Regions from separate parts of the Homo sapiens genome. Here region 2 is linked to region 1. A link is an interaction called in ENCODE POLR2A ChIA-PET data of the cell type or tissue named here. Cell type or tissue: IMR-90. All regions are shown on one strand. Links, peaks and the distances in the headings refer to the core of each region. The heading gives the core; the rest is flanking DNA. Region 1 overlaps PATJ (PATJ crumbs cell polarity complex component). Region 2 has its middle 37 kb from the start of KANK4.

What was found. ChIA-PET counts read pairs that join two places held together with the same protein. Peaks named below come from ENCODE experiments on the same cell type or tissue, not always from the same donor. Only the 100,000 strongest peaks of a DNase experiment are listed, where the experiment ranks them.
Region 2: POLR2A ChIA-PET joins it to region 1 with 5 read pairs; 2 of 35 experiments call an interaction of 5 or more read pairs at or near these places.

The regions. Positions count from the first base shown.
Region 1 is chr1:62,156,803-62,161,196 of GRCh38, reverse strand. It overlaps PATJ (PATJ crumbs cell polarity complex component), which reads right to left. Exons shown (of 44, transcript NM_001350145.3): 44 at 1-289. The coding sequence ends at 143. Among named protein-coding and RNA genes, the nearest start is that of L1TD1, 36 kb to the left of the region's middle. In IMR-90, for the core only: no CTCF peak of the experiment used is centred there; no DNase peak of the experiment used is centred there.
Region 2 is chr1:62,354,196-62,358,589 of GRCh38, reverse strand. No RefSeq gene overlaps it. Among named protein-coding and RNA genes, the nearest start is that of KANK4, 37 kb to the right of the region's middle. In IMR-90, for the core only: no CTCF peak of the experiment used is centred there; a DNase peak (open chromatin) is centred at 1,969.

The DNA.
Region 1 (4,394 bases), core at 224-4,223:
AGCCATTTCTCCTGAGCAGAGAGGGCAAGAAATAAGAATGAAGGTGCATTTTAGTTGAGGGTGCTTTTCATACCCACTCAGAACTTCATCTGCCTGTGGATATTCTAAACAACAACATCTATCTTGTGATCAGGCCCGAGGCTCATGACAGCACAGTTAAGGTTACAGTCCCTCTCTGGTGTTTTAGAATGGCGACTGCTTGCTCATGAGTAACACCTTCCAGGGTCTCGCCATTAACAGCTAAAATCTGATCCCCTCGTTTTAATCGGCCGTCATCTGCAGCTGCTCCCTACAAACAAGAAACATTTCAGTTTAATCCAGGGTAAAACACAGTTTATATTAAATTGATATTAAAACCTCTAACATCTGTCTGGTGTGCATATTAAAAGAGTAACTTTAAAAACTACCAATTAAGTTTTTTCTAGGTAATGTTTTAAATTAGGAAAAAAGTAAGATATGCTGTTTGAATAATAATGGTTGAATAGTAACTATAATTATGGATAATCTAAATAACATACTAGTAGAAATGTACTGATACACTGCTTTTAATACAAGTAGAACCTTATTTCACTATTTAGTATTAAATGGAATTGGATGTCATATCATGTCCTATTCATGAAAACGTAATATACAGAAAAAGGCAGATAGAACTGAATCTGGTGTTAGTCTTACTGCAAATACCACCATTATACAGAGTTCCCATTGCATTATTAAGCTATCAGCACTGTGATCTGTCAAAAATAAGTGTAGTCTTTAAATGGGTGAATTGTATGGTAAGTGAATTATATCTCAATAAAGCTGTTATCTACATATAAATATATACGAGTGTAGCATCTCTAAAATTTTGTAATATATTCAAAACCTTCCACTTTATCTTTGATCATCTAAATAGGTTTCTAAATGACTACTTTTATTATATACTCAGTCATGCATAGTTCCTCAAAACGGCACAAAGCCAGTGAAACTTCAGGGTTTTTTCACTCTAAAGCTGCATATCTAAAAATGCCACGATATTACTAGAAACATTTTGGACTGGTAAGGGAAGAAAAGACCTTAAAAAATGATTTACAGGAGGTTTCACCATCTGTAGGGGTAACTGTTTCAGTCCCTTGAAAAGTCAGTGCCAGAAGAATCCTCTAAATGAGGTCAAACTTCAGTGGGCAACCAAAGCCCACAGGCACTTGGCCCTCGACCGACTCAATCAGAAGCCGAGCTAGGAGGCACTAACGCTCCTGAGATCTGTGTCCATGTGCAGCTTGGAGGTCCTGAGGTGCTGGGGAATCAGACAGGTTTTCTAAACCGTGAGAATGGTGGAATTTCTAAATGAATGTGCAATAAAGAATATTCAAAACCTGCTGGGTGCAGTGGCTCATGCCTGTAATCCCAGCACTTTGGGAATCTCAGGCGAGAGGATTGCTTGAGCTCAGGAGTTTGAGACCAGCCTGGGCAACATGGTGAAACTGTCTCTACAAAAAATTAGCCAGGCGTGGTGGCTTATGCCTGTGGTCCCAGCTCCTCGGGAGGCTGAGGCAGGAGGATCACTTGAACCTGCAGAGGTTGGAGTGAGCTGAGATAGTGCCACTGCACTCCAGACTGGGTGACAGAGTGAGCTCTGTCTCAGGAAAAAAAAAAAAAAAAAAAGTATTCGAAATCAGGTCTATACTGTGGGCAAAATATCAAAACTAAATATTAATAACTTGCAACTGGCTGGACATGGTGGCTCATGCCTGTAATCCCAGCACTTTGGGTGGTCAAGGCAGGAGGATCACCTGAAATCAGGAGTTCAAGATCAGACTGGCCAACATGGTGAAATCCTGTCTCTACTAAAAATACAAAAATTAGCTGGATGTGATGGCGCATGCCTGTAATCCCAGCTACTTGGGAGGCTGAGGCTGGAGAATCACTTGAACCTGGGAGGCGGAGGTTGCAGTGAGCTGAGATCATCCCATTGCACTCAGCCTGGGCAAAAAGAGTAAACTCTGTCTCAAAAATAAACCCCAAAACTTGCAACTTCACTCAAATCTTTTAAGAAAGTAATGTGTCAACTGTATTAAAGACAAAATTAAACAAGTAATTTTACTGGATAAAATCAGAATTACTAGGCAAAGTTGATTTTATTAAATTTTACATGCTAAGATTTAAGGGCTTCAGTAAATCTCAGATATCTGTGTAAATTAATTTTTTAAAAACTATGTTAAGCTATTTATCTTTTTTAGTAATGCAAGGAAAGAATTTTTAAATTTTTTTGAGAAGGAGTTTCACTCTTGTCGCCCAGGCTGGAGTGCAATGGTGCGATCTCGGTTCACTGCAAACTCCACCTCCCAGGTTCAAGCGATTCTCCTGCCTCAGCCTCCCAAGTAGTTGGTATTACAGGCGTCTGCCACCAGGCCCGGCTAATTTTTGTATTTTTAGTAGAAACAGAGTTTCACTATGTTGGCCAAGCTGGTCTCGAACTCTTTTTTTTTGTTTTTTTTTTGAGACAGAGTCTCGCTCTGTCGCCCAGGCTGGAATGCAGTGGTGCAATCTCGGCTCACTGCAAGCTCTGCCTCGCCGGTTCACACCATTCTCCTGCCTCAGCCTCCCGAGTAGCTGGGACTACAGGCGCCCGCCACCACGCCTGGCTAATTTTTTGTATTTTTAGTAGAGACGGAGTTTTTTACCGTGTTAGCCAGGATGGTCTCAATCTCCTGACCTCGTGATCCGCCCACCTTGGCCTCCCAAAGTGCTGGGATTACAGGTGTGAGCCACCGTGACCGGCCTGGTCTCGAACTCTTGACCTCAGGTGATCCACCTGCCTCAGCCTCCCAAAGTGCTGGGATTACAGGCATGAGTCCGTGCCCAGCCAGGATGATTTTTTAACTTTCTAGGATTTGGACTTCTTCCAGTGTTGCAGTGCTTGGTTGATGAGCACTTACTGATATGTATCTACTCTCCTACTTTACCAATGCCGCATTTGTAGACTACAGGGAAAAAGGTAAAAAAGAAATAAATGCATGGCTTGAAAACCTCTACCTACTTTGTAATTGTGGCTCTTTACTCACTTGCTATTTGTCCCAAGTTGGTCACTTAGTCTTCTCAGATGCCGTAAAATGGGCATCTACTATCTACCTTGTGGCCTGTTCTAAGGATTAAATGTATGACATATGGCATTTACTCAACGTGGTGGTAATATAATAAAATAAAACACTAGTGACAACCAAGTTCATGGCTCAGATTTCATAGGCTCTGAAAAACTGCTCCTGAAATTTTTAGAGTTGCTGAAGTGTTTAGGTCAATCTCTTATTGGCTTAGGGTAACATTCAGCTGCTGAAGGGACTAAGACCTAAGGCTGGCTTGGATTATTTTTTTTTTTTTTTTTTTTTTTTGGAGACAGAGTCTCACTCTGTTGCCCAGGCTGGACTGCAATGGCATGATCTTGGCTAACTGCAACCTCCGCCTTCCAGGTTCAAGCCTTTCTCCTGCCTCAGCCTCCTGAGTAGCTGGGATTGGAGGCACCTGCCACCATGCCCGGCTAATTTTTGTATATTTTGTAGAGATGGGGTTTTGCCATGTTGGCCAGGCTGGTCTTTAACTCCTGACCTCAGGTGATCCACCTGCCTTGGCCTCCCACAGTGCTGGGATTACAGGCATGAGCCATCATCCCCCTCCTGGCTTGGATTTTTAAGTTTTCAACCGGATACCTGAAAGAAAACGGAAGGACTTGACAGCCTATTAGTCATATTGACTAAGTCTCTCAACTTCTATACGCCCAAAGTGCCAGTGATCATTCGCAGGCACTTTGGGTGTGTAGGAGTTATAAGGGGCTGAATTAAATAATTTCTGGAGGGGTTGAATTAAATAATTTCTTAGTTGAGCAAGATAACTTTTTTTTTTGAGATGGAGTCTTGCTCTGTCATCCAGGCTGGAGTGCAATGGTGTAATCTCCGCTCACTGCAACCTCCACCTCTCAGGTTCAAGCGATTCTCCCACCTCAGCCTCCCGAGTAGCTTGGATTACAGGCACCTGCCACTATGCCCAGCTAATTTTTGTGTTTTTAGTAGAGACTGGGTTTCACCATGTTGGCCAGGATGGTCTTGAACTCCTGACCTCACGTGATCTGCCTGCCTCTGTCTCCCAAAGTGCTGGGATTACAGGCGTGAGCCACCGTGCCCGGCCTAATGAAGTCTTTCTAAAATGAATTCTGATACTGAGTTACACATTTCCCCCACAGGAATTTTGAAAGGTATAGATTTTCATGTGATCTTTTTGGTATCCTAAGTTTCTTTTAATTTTTTTTTTTTTTTGACAGGGACTTATTCTGTTGCCCAGGCTGGAGTGCAGTGGTGTGATCACAGCTCACTGCAGATTTCACCTCCTGGGCTCAAGCCATCCTCCCACCTCAGCCTCCCAAGTAG
Region 2 (4,394 bases), core at 206-4,205, 200 kb before region 1:
TTTTAGTAGAGATGGGGTTTCACCATGTTGGCCAAGCTGGTCTCAAACTCCTGACCTCAGGCGAGCCGCCCGCTTCGGACTCCCAAAGTGCTGGGATTACAGGCGTGAGCCACCCTGCCCGGCCAGGCCATTAGCTTTGAAGTAGTTTGTTATTCACCAAAAACTAACAGATACATATAATATAGAAACTTGTTTTCTTTCTCTTCTAAATGAGAAATATGAAGCCTAAAGATGACACAGCACCCCCCACCTTGTCAAGAACTAAGGCTTATTCCATCTTGTTGTTCTTCCATCCTCAGTCAATGGGTTATCCTTCCTGATCCAAGATGGTTGCCCAAGCTCCGGCCATTGCAGTTTGATTCTAGACAGTAGGGAGTGGGATAAAGGGGGAGGTAAAGAAGGAAGGGTATTCCTCCCTGGTCTTTTGCAAACACTCCCCGAGAAGTTTCACATACCACTTATGCTCATCGGCCATTTTCCAGAACTTAGTCACGCAGCCATAGCCAGTTACAAGAGAGACTGAAAAATGTAGTCTTGCACCTGGGAGCCATGAACCCAGCTAAAAATCTGTGTTTTTTTTTTTTTATTGGTTTGTTTTTTTACTAAACAAGAAGGGAAACGATTTTGGAGAAAATGAGCAACAGCTCGGTAACTTCTCTCAGCTGTGAGCTTCTGCAGCATAGAGTTTTATTCATCTTTGAATCTCCAGTACTAATAGGCACTCAGTAATTCAGTAATGTCTTGGAATGCTGTTGAGTGAATGAAGGACTGTCTATTCCTCAGACCACTGAAGGGGCACTCCCAAGTTTAGGAACCGCACTCCACCTCGAATAGATGGTCCGCACTGCCCTTCTATGAGTGATCAGATAGGGATCTTCTAGAGAGGCTTTGACTGCTGCAAGAGGACCACTGGCTTCAAAGTCAGAAATCCTGTCTCTGTCACTTATTTCCTGTGTAATGCTGGGCAAAGTTCTTAATCCTAAATATCCTTATCTTTAAAGTGAGTATAAAAATTTCTACCTTAATCAGGAGTTATTGCCTAATGGGTACAGGGTTTTTATATGGGGTGATAAAAATGTTTTGGGAATAGACAGTGGTGAGGCCTGCACAGCATTGTGAATGTAATTACTGCCACTGAAATGTACACTTACAGATGGTTTAGAAAATTTCCTGGCTGGGGGCAGCAGCTCACAATCATAATCCCAGCACCTTGGGAGGCTGAGGTGGGAGGATTGCTCAGGTCTGGGAGTTTGAGGCTGCAGTGATCCACGGTCATGTCACTGCACTCCAGCCTGGGTGACAGAGCGAGACCCTGTCTCAAAAAAAGAAAGAAAAAAAATTTTGTAGTGTACAAGTTTGCCATATTTCTGTGTGTGCCTCATGTGAGTTTATAAAAGAATATGACAAGAGAAATCATAAAAAGGGCAAAAGGAAAAAGCCATCACAAAAGGGTGGTCTGGGATGGGGCGAACGGATAAATGACAGTGGTTGGAAGATAATAATTATATTTTCCTGGGATGCTTTGACCTGTAATCAGAATTCTTTATGGTGTCTTGGCAACATGCAGACCTCTCAGAGAAATGCCTGACACACAGAAATGGTGAAGCAGTGGTCCTCCGGCGGCCTTCAGGGCAGGATTGATAGTGCTTATGTTTGTGAACTCTCAAAAACTCTATAAATCCAGCTGGCTGAGACAGAGTTCTCTCCATCTCTCTCTGAACTAGTCATTCGACTTCAATTCAGTCAATACTCAATGGGTGCATAAATGCAATCATTAGGGCTGTTAATGAATATTTTGGTTCTCGCCTTCAGGACATAAAGTCAAATTTGACCTCCCCACTGCCTTAGCTTTGGCAAATGAAAGAAAAGCAGAAGTGATATGTGTCATATTGGATGGAAAGAATTCCCCTGCCCTTCTCCTGTTTCAGTGATTGCAGAAGCACTCAAGCTGAAGCCTCCCTCCCCTGTGTCTATGAGTCACTCTCATGAGCCATACTTGCCACCCTGCACCAGACATCTGGCATAAGTGAGGAATAAACCTCTGTGTGGAATGCTACTGAGATTCAGCATTGTTTGTTGCTGCAGCATTACCTGGCCTACCCTGACTGATGCTCTATGTGTGTTTCACCCTGGGCTAAGTGAGTTATTTCACATAGAAACTAAACTCTGGAGTTAGAGAGCCTAGGTTTCAATCCTGGTTAGCTACTTTCTTACTGTGTGATCTTAGACAAATCAGTAAACTTCTCTGTGCCTTATTTCCTATTTATTTATTTATTTATTTATTTATTTATATATATATTTTTTGAGACAGAGTCTTGCTCTGTCACCCAGGCTGGAATGCAGTGGTGCTATCTCAGCTCACTGCAACCTCCACCTCCTGGGTTCAAGTGATTCACCTATCTCAGCCTCCCAAGTAGCTGGGATTACAGGCACACCAGTACCATACCCGGCTACTTTTTGTATTTTTAGTAAAGACGAGGTTTTGCCATGTTGGCCAGGCTGGTCTCAAACTCCTGACCTCAGATGATCTCCCTGCCTCGGCCTCCCAAAGTGCTGGGATTACAGGCGTGAGCCACTTCGCCTGGCCCTTATTTCCTATATTTGTAAAACGGGGATAATAATGGCAATCGTCTCATAGGATTTTTGTGAGGATTAAACTATGTGAGTAATTAGCTCAATGCCAGGCACATAGTAAGTCATCAGAAATGTTTGATGGTCATGATGTTGATCTCATTTAACTCTCACAACAACTCTATCTAAGTGATATAGTTTGGATATGTGTCCCCGCCCAAATCTCATATCGAAATGTAATCCCTGATGTTGGAGGTGGGGCCTGGTGAGAGGTGATTGGATAATGGGGGCAGGTTTCACATGAATGTTTTAGTACCATCCCCTGGGTGTGGTCCTTGTGATAGTGAGTGAGTTCTTGTGAGATCTGATAGCACCTTCCCTGTGGCTCTGTCTTGCTCTTGCTTTCACCATGTGATATGCCTGCTACCCCTTTACCTTCCCCCGTTATTGGAAGCTTCTTGAGGCCTCCCCAATAGCAGATGCTGCTATGCCTCCTGTACAGCCTGAAGAACTGTCAGCCAATTAATCCTCTTTTCTTATGAATTACCCAGTCTCAGGTATTTATTTATAGCAATGTGAGAATGGACTAATACAGTAAAACATGAGGTTTCAGCACTGTTCCTGCAACATCACCTGGCCCCAGTCACACAAGTCATAAGATTAGGATCCAGCACTGGCTCATCAGTCCACCTCGGGGGCATACTTCTATGTCCCTGGAAGCTGGCCAGCTCCAGTGTCCAGCCACTTCTCATTCTGTCCTCATCTGCTCTCTGGATTGCTCATTCACTTACTCAACCAAATTCATGTAAAAGAGCTGTCTGGGCCGGGCGCGGTGACTCCACGTCTATAATCCCAGCACTTTGGGAGGCCGAGGCGGGAGGATCACCTGAAGTCGTGAGTTTGAGACCAGTCTGACCAACATGGAGAAGCCCCGTCTCTACTAAAAGTGTAAAATTAGCCGGGCGTGGTGGCACATGCCTGTAATCCCAGTTACTCAGGAGGTTGAGGCAGGAGAATCGCTTGACCCTGGGAGGCAGAGGTTGCAGTGAGCCAAGATCACGCCATTGCACTCCAGCCTGGGAAACAAGAGTGAAACTCCGTCTCAAAAAAAAAAAAAAAAAAAAAAAAGCCATTTGAGGATTACTCAGAGCTACAGCCACTAACGCTGGTCCCTCAGTCAGAGACTGGTCCTGCTCTCATGCCTGAAAGGAAGGCCAGGAATCTGACCTTTACTCTTGGGATCTACCTGATTTCCTCTGGCACCAGACTCACCGCTTGGTCTGCCAAAACCAAAAGTTTTGTTTTTTTTTTAACGATGATTATTATTTTTTAGTATAATTGAGATGGGGTCTTGCTATGTTGCCCAGGCTAGGCTTGAACTCCTGGTCTCAAGATATCTTTCCATCTCCACCTCCCAAAGTGCTGGGATTACAGGCGTAAGCCACAGCATCAGGCCCAAACCATTTATTTAAACCTGAAAAAAGGTAATTGGTGTACAAGGTAAAAATACCCAGAAGTTGCAAAAGGATATAGAGAGATGTCTCCTTCTCAGCCTACCCTCTGGACTCCCATTTCCTCTCCCCAGAGGCAACCATGGAGACCAGTTTCCTCAAAGTGGATTCTGAATCAATTCCTTGTTTCTTTCTCTAGCTGCGCCATCCTGGGGCTGTATTTTTGCAGCATGCACCCTCAGTGCCCTGTGGCCACGCTCCCTGCTCCGCCACCAGCAAAACCCATCCAAAATCCTCCCCTCCCTCCTTCCTGCCTCCTAATCCTGTGCATCCTGCTATTTCTCTTCAAGCCACCTTCTCCAGGAAGAATTT